Linked DNA regions of Homo sapiens: region 1 is linked to region 2. The links are chromatin contacts, found by Hi-C or POLR2A ChIA-PET in ENCODE. All regions are on one chromosome and are shown on one strand. The core of a region is the stretch at or near the end of the contact, and the rest is flanking DNA. Distances in the headings are between cores, read along the strand shown. Region 1 has its middle 120 kb from the start of SNORD155. Region 2 holds the start of GAP43 (growth associated protein 43).

Region 1 (3,002 bases), core at 430-2,929, 160 kb before region 2:
TGTTGGCAAAATAGTAACCAAGAATGGGGTATAGAAAATCCCTTTTAACCTTTTTGCCACCATAACAAGCTATAGCCTAACACAGATCCTGCAAAAACTCTCTCTTTCTTTTGTTCTTCTAGGGAAAATGAAAGGATTAGGTCAAGAGTTACAGATGTGATCCAGAAGAACCTTTTTTTGTGGCTATTTGTGGCTGTTGGGGCTTTGTTTTGCTTGTTTGTTGATGAGTAGGTGGCAGAAGCCTTTTCAAGAGTGTTTGTCACGTACATTTGGATTCTGAGCAGCTACTGGTCTATTTCCCAAAGGACAAGTGAGCCCACAGAGGTCAGTGGAGAGAGGGAGAGAGTGTGTGTGTGCATGCTCATGAAACGTGGATCAGAATAACAAAAGCAGATGTAGCTGATGGCAGAGGGGCAAGGCTGGAGTTAATAAACCAGCACGCACAGAGGGTTCTGTCAGATGCAGGGAATGCATGACATAATTGTTTCTGCCTCTAATGATCTCAGTGATGTGGGAGACATGAGAATATTAAAACAAGACAGAAAAACGGAAACTCATTTCTAGCAGCTGCCAAACAAAATGGGACGTAAAGCAGGAGAGAGGTATATTGAAATGTTCACAAGGTTCACTTCACCAAAATGAAACTTTACCTCTCACGGATGTCAAATCCTCACCTCTCTCTCATGCAGAAGTCCCCTCCCATTTCCCATCAAACTGTTGCTCCCTGCATTCTTTCTGCATCCTTCCCTGTCACTCTCTTCCCTCGTCACTGTCACTTTGCCTCTCTTGCTTTTTAATCTCTTTCATTTTTCCCCTTCCTTCCTCCCTTCTCCATTATCCTGTCACCACAAACATGCTCTTACAGTTGTTCTCCCCCCTTCCCTCTCTCTCTCTCACACGCGTACACGCACACAAGAACATACACGCACAGACCACACCCCTTCTCATTCATTAGTAATCAACCTGGGAGCCACATCTCCTAATCCCAGCAGTTGAATGGAGCTGTAAAAATGCTCCCTTTGAAAAACACCCAGAAGTGACGCTCCCCGGGCTGCAGGTGGGCGGTGGTGTCGGCGCTGCTGCGATGCTTGCTCCTGCCACGAGGGGGCAGCAGTGCGCGCCGAACGCCGCGCTGCCCGTCGGCGCAGGGAAGGCGGCGCGGACGGCTGCTCACCCGGTGTCACCCGTCACCGCGGCTGACAGCCTGCGTCAGGATTCCGCCCGCGTCCCAGGCGAGCACGGAGGGGCGCAGAGAATAAGCAAACGATTTCTGATGAGTGCGGGCGGGGTGAATTCCGCCTCGGGCTAGTACAGATAGATCTTTTCCAGAAACAAAGGAGTGAGTCAGGCCGCCTGTGAGTCGAGAAGGGAGAGAGGCAGGGCTGGGCGCGACCGCTCGGCCCGGCCGCCTAGCTTCTCCCCGCCCGCCTACCTGCGCCCTCCCTCCTGCCCTGCGGCCCGCGCACCCCCCGCCCACCCGCTCGCGCTGCTGCGGGGCTCCTTCCCCAGGCAGCTGCAGGCGCCGCCCGGTCGGGAGGAAGCTAGAAGGCGGTGTTGCTTGGCCACCTGGGGGCGGGGATGGAGCCGGCCTGCAGAGAGGGAGCGCGGGTGTGTTGGGGGCAGGGTGGGTTTGCAGCCTTTCCTAGGGGTGCGGCTTCCAGCAGTGACGGCAGGGTGAACTCGGCGGCAGGGGGCGGCAACGCTTCTGTCAACCGGCAGCCTCCGCGTGGCTGGGTACTAGAGCTCTGCACATGTTTGTCATAGGTCAGCTCCCCCGACACGCGCGCGCACACGGGGTCCTGGGGTCTTGTTGCGATTCCGCCCCCTTTTACTCCAAAAGAGAGGTAACAGCGTCAACAAGCAGAATAATAAAAAGCGTTTATCGAGTGCTACGCGCAAGGCAGGCTCTGTTTTTACAGTAAATCTATTATTAATTTTAATAAAATGATAGTAAATAATAACAATATGCCCAAATGATGCTGATTGATAACTATCTTATTTCCTTCGTTTTAAGTTGAGAGGATGCAGAAGTATTTTTTTTTCTTTTTCAAGAAGATAGCTAGGTCTGGTTCTCCCTATTTCCAGAGGAGCAAGATGCCTTTATATTTACTCGTGTTGGAAAAACTAGGGTTATAACTACTGTTGGACAGGATTCAGCCTCCGGGCTGTTTTCCCTCCGTGCATTTTTTTTGTTTTCTTTTGAGACGGCGTTTCGCTCTTGTTGCCCAGGCTGGAGTGCAATGGCGCAATCTAGGCTCACTGCAACCTCTGCTTCCCAGGTTCAAGCGATTCTGCTGCCTCAGCCTCCTGAGTAGCTGGTACTACAGGCGTGCGCCACCACGCCCGGGAAATTTTTGTATTTTTAGTAGAGACGGAGTTTCACCATGTTGACCAGGCTAGTCTCGAACTCCTGACCTCAGGTGATCCGCCTGCCTCGGCTTCCCAAAGTGCTGGGATTACAGGTGTGAGTCACCGTGCCCGCTCCGTGCATATTTTTTAAGTGGGAATTTTCATGTAACTGTCCCAATTTACAGCATCCCTTGAACAAGAGAACATCTAGAGACTTGACCTAAATGGTAACCCCATTGGTGGGAGTTGAGGAGCTGTTACTGCCATTAGAAGGGGCAAGTGGCTCTCCAGTTTGCCACAGTACCCACCTTGCCCTAATACGGACTGTTATTACTTGAAGCTGCACCCCTGGGGGAGGGCTACAAGTCAACCCTTTCTTCCCTAACACACACACACACACACACACACACTCACTCTCTCACACAATCTGTCTCTCAATCTCTCCTTTATTTATAAAAGTAAATATTAGACCATAAGTTTCACGAGAGAAGGAATTGTGTCTTATATTTCTTTTGAATCCCTCATAGAAATTCACTGATCTGGACATATTGTAGATACCGCTAAGAACTGCTGAATGGAAATCTGTTGAATAAAATGAGCAATGGAACATTATTTAAACTGTCAGGCTACCACAGATATTGCATCCATTATTT
Region 2 (2,778 bases), core at 170-2,669:
ACCAAGATTGCCCCCACCACACCCCCACCCCCACCACAGTCAAGCATACGCACACACTCACCCGTATCCCACACCCATTTTTCTCTTTAACCTTTGCCAAAATCACTCAAATGCATTCCAACAAATGTTTGAAAGCTTCTTTTGGAGACTGCCATGGCATGGTCGGTTGCTGCGGAATACCACACTCGTCATTCCTTCCCACTCTCACCCCAATCAAGTTTCTAAAATGTCTTTCAAGAAATAAGCGAGCAATTGGAAATGGCTGTAAAACCTGGGCAGTGGGGGAGGGAAGGAGGGGCTCTGATTCTTGCTAATCTTGGATGTGTCCCTCTTCCTGATGAAAATGAGTCACCATACTTATTATCCAGGATGTTAGCCTGTCTCTGGTCACTGACAATCCCAGGAAAGAAGCAAGGGAAGGGGATAAGAGAAAAGACCTGGTTTCCAACAGGTAATACCCGGCTGTCTTTCCCATCCCATCGGAGCTCCTAGGGGCGTGGTCCACCCTCTCCTCCGACCAGCTGGTGCACAATCGGCTGCTGATCTTAGGAAGGGGATTTTCTCCTTCTGCATGGCCAATTTCTCCCCCAGCCCCAGTTGTCTTAGCTTCTCTTAAAAAAAAAAAAAATCTATCAAATCACAGTTTCATTCATTCATTGAAAAATAAATACTAAATAAATAAGACCTGCACGTTTTTCCATAAATACCTGCGCCCCTTCGAAGCTCATGCATGCACGAAATAAGGCATCTTCCGCAGCACATGTGAGAAAATTGTATGACAGAGAGGCAATACTCAGTTCTGAATATTATTTCCTCAACCCTGCTTTTTTGCAAATAATATAAAGAAATGCCTCCCCATCTTGTAGGTAGAGCCCACATCATCTCCCCCACACCCCTTTCTACGTCCACACCCTCAAGACCAGAGACCTCAAATGCTGAGCATTCACTAATAAGAAAAAAAAAAATTATTTCTAGCCAAACAGGCATGTTTTTTCTACCCTCACCCTAATTAGTAGCAGCATTCCAAAACCAGAGCATGAAAGACAGAAAAGAATAAAAGCTGGGATGCAACCATCAGTTACCATATGCTAAGGAAGCGCGAGCACCACGGCCAGAGCAGAAGCAGTAAAAAAATTGTTTGCCTTTACGGGGAAATACTGTACTCGGGTTATTTCACAACAGCAAGAAGTAAAAAATCTTTAGCTCTACCTGTTTGGTTCTTCTCATACAGCACAGCATGGTTGTCTCGTCCCTTGCCTTCTTCCTGCCTTCTCTCCTTTCCTTCTCTCTCTTTCTTATTCCCCCCCTCTCCACCTCTTTTCTGCTCGCTTGCTCACTCGCTCTCTCGCGCTAGCGCGCTCTCTCTCCCTCCCTCCCTCTCTCTCCCTCACACACACCAGGGCAGTTAGCAGCAACTGTAAGGTCCACAGCTATTGCTCATCGCACATGCTCGCTCCCTCTCTCTAGCGCTCTCTCTCTCTCTCCCTCTCTCTCTGGTGCTCTCTCTCCGCTGTCCTCTCTTCCCTCTCTTCTCCTTTTTTCTCCTTCCCCCCAATATCTATCTATCTGTCTTTTTCTTCCCTCTCTCTCCGTCTCTTTCTCGGAATTGTTCTCTAGCCTTCAGTGACTAATCACTTCCCCCAGCCCCTACCCCCATTCTAGACAGTCGCCCCCTCCCAGTCCCCTGCCAGCCTCATGAATATTTAAACACCTCCAATCTGGACCCAATTACCCACCGACTTTTCCACTGCATTGAGAGGGTGATGGGGTGGGGGCAGAGAAGGATATTCCAGTCAATCCAGGAGATATGATAGAGCATGTTTTAGGGAAGAGGGGCTTGAGGAATCCTTGTATTTCTTTAAGAACTCTTTTCCTCTTTTCCTAGTATTATAAAAGCAAAGAACAGCTATTTCTAAAGAGGAATTGTAGTCAGTCCTATACAATATAAGTCATATCTGCCATTACATTTTATGCATAGTTAATAATTGTGGAGGTTAATTTCCCTCAAAAAATGAAATAACATGTAAATATCATACACTGTTTATATATTCTTCTCAGTATACATATAACCTGAAATAAATACAAAGCTTAGATATGCACAAGCATATTTTATATATGTTCCAATATCCTGGAAAAAAATCCACATAAATATATTGCATTTTAAACATTCTAAGCACTTGAGCTCAGAAATAATAAACAATGTTTAAGAATTGGCATCCATATCTAAAATCACATGGTAGTTTTTTGTTTTTTCCTTAATGCACATATACCTGTTTGTAAATTGTGGTTTCTTCTAATTTTACTGAAAAAGCTGAGCACATTCAAACAGGTCTGTGTAATATTGACGGTGATCAAAATGATATTTTACAATTTGGGCATGAGAGATTAAAGTGAATTCATCTGAGATGAGAAGAAACGATAAGTCATGAAGCCTACTTCTTGAATTCCTTCTATGGCCTTTCATAATTTTGGGGGAGGAACATGTGACTCTTAAAGTGTGTATAGCACAATTTTTAGTTATTTATTGTTGAATGAGTTTGAGTGTGTTACTGAAGCTCTTTGCACCTAATTTTCTCATCTTTAAAATGGAGATAATAATGCCAATCTTGACAACATGTTTTGAGGACTAAATGATATAACGCATGCAAAGCACAACAGTCTCTCTGAGTGTATAATAGCTTTACTCCAGAGACTGTACTTTTCTGAAATTCGGGTGACATTTGCAAGTGAATATCTCAAAGAAGTTTTCAAACTATTTCTTGTTGTTCATTAGTGATG

The links. A loop is a pair of places that touch in the nucleus more often than their neighbours do. ChIA-PET counts read pairs that join two places held with the same protein, here RNA polymerase II (POLR2A). Pooled maps may share reads with other maps.
Region 1: a loop to region 2 is called in a pooled map, with 2.2 times the contacts of the local background. The contact joins the enhancer-like site here to the promoter of GAP43 in region 2. A Hi-C loop is called at or near these places in 1 of 168 maps with a recorded cell type or tissue (PC-9) and 7 of 50 pooled maps. POLR2A ChIA-PET finds 5 or more read pairs at or near these places in 4 of 52 experiments (A673, CD4-positive, alpha-beta T cell, WTC11 and 1 more).

Annotation. Positions count from the first base shown.
Region 1 is chr3:115,782,773-115,785,774 of GRCh38, reverse strand. No RefSeq gene overlaps it. Among named protein-coding and RNA genes, the nearest start is that of SNORD155, 120 kb to the left of the region's middle. RefSeq lists enhancers at 521-1,199, 1,231-1,731 and a silencer at 1,441-1,490. Within about 2 kb of position 1,679, at least 38 of the 41 ENCODE cell types and tissues checked have a DNase peak (open chromatin) inside an H3K27ac peak, as active enhancers do; they include A673, CD4-positive, alpha-beta T cell and PC-9, where a contact is called at or near this core.
Region 2 is chr3:115,622,151-115,624,928 of GRCh38, reverse strand. It overlaps GAP43 (growth associated protein 43), which reads right to left and starts at 1,419. Exons shown (of 3, transcript NM_002045.4): 1 at 1,210-1,419. The coding sequence starts at 1,239.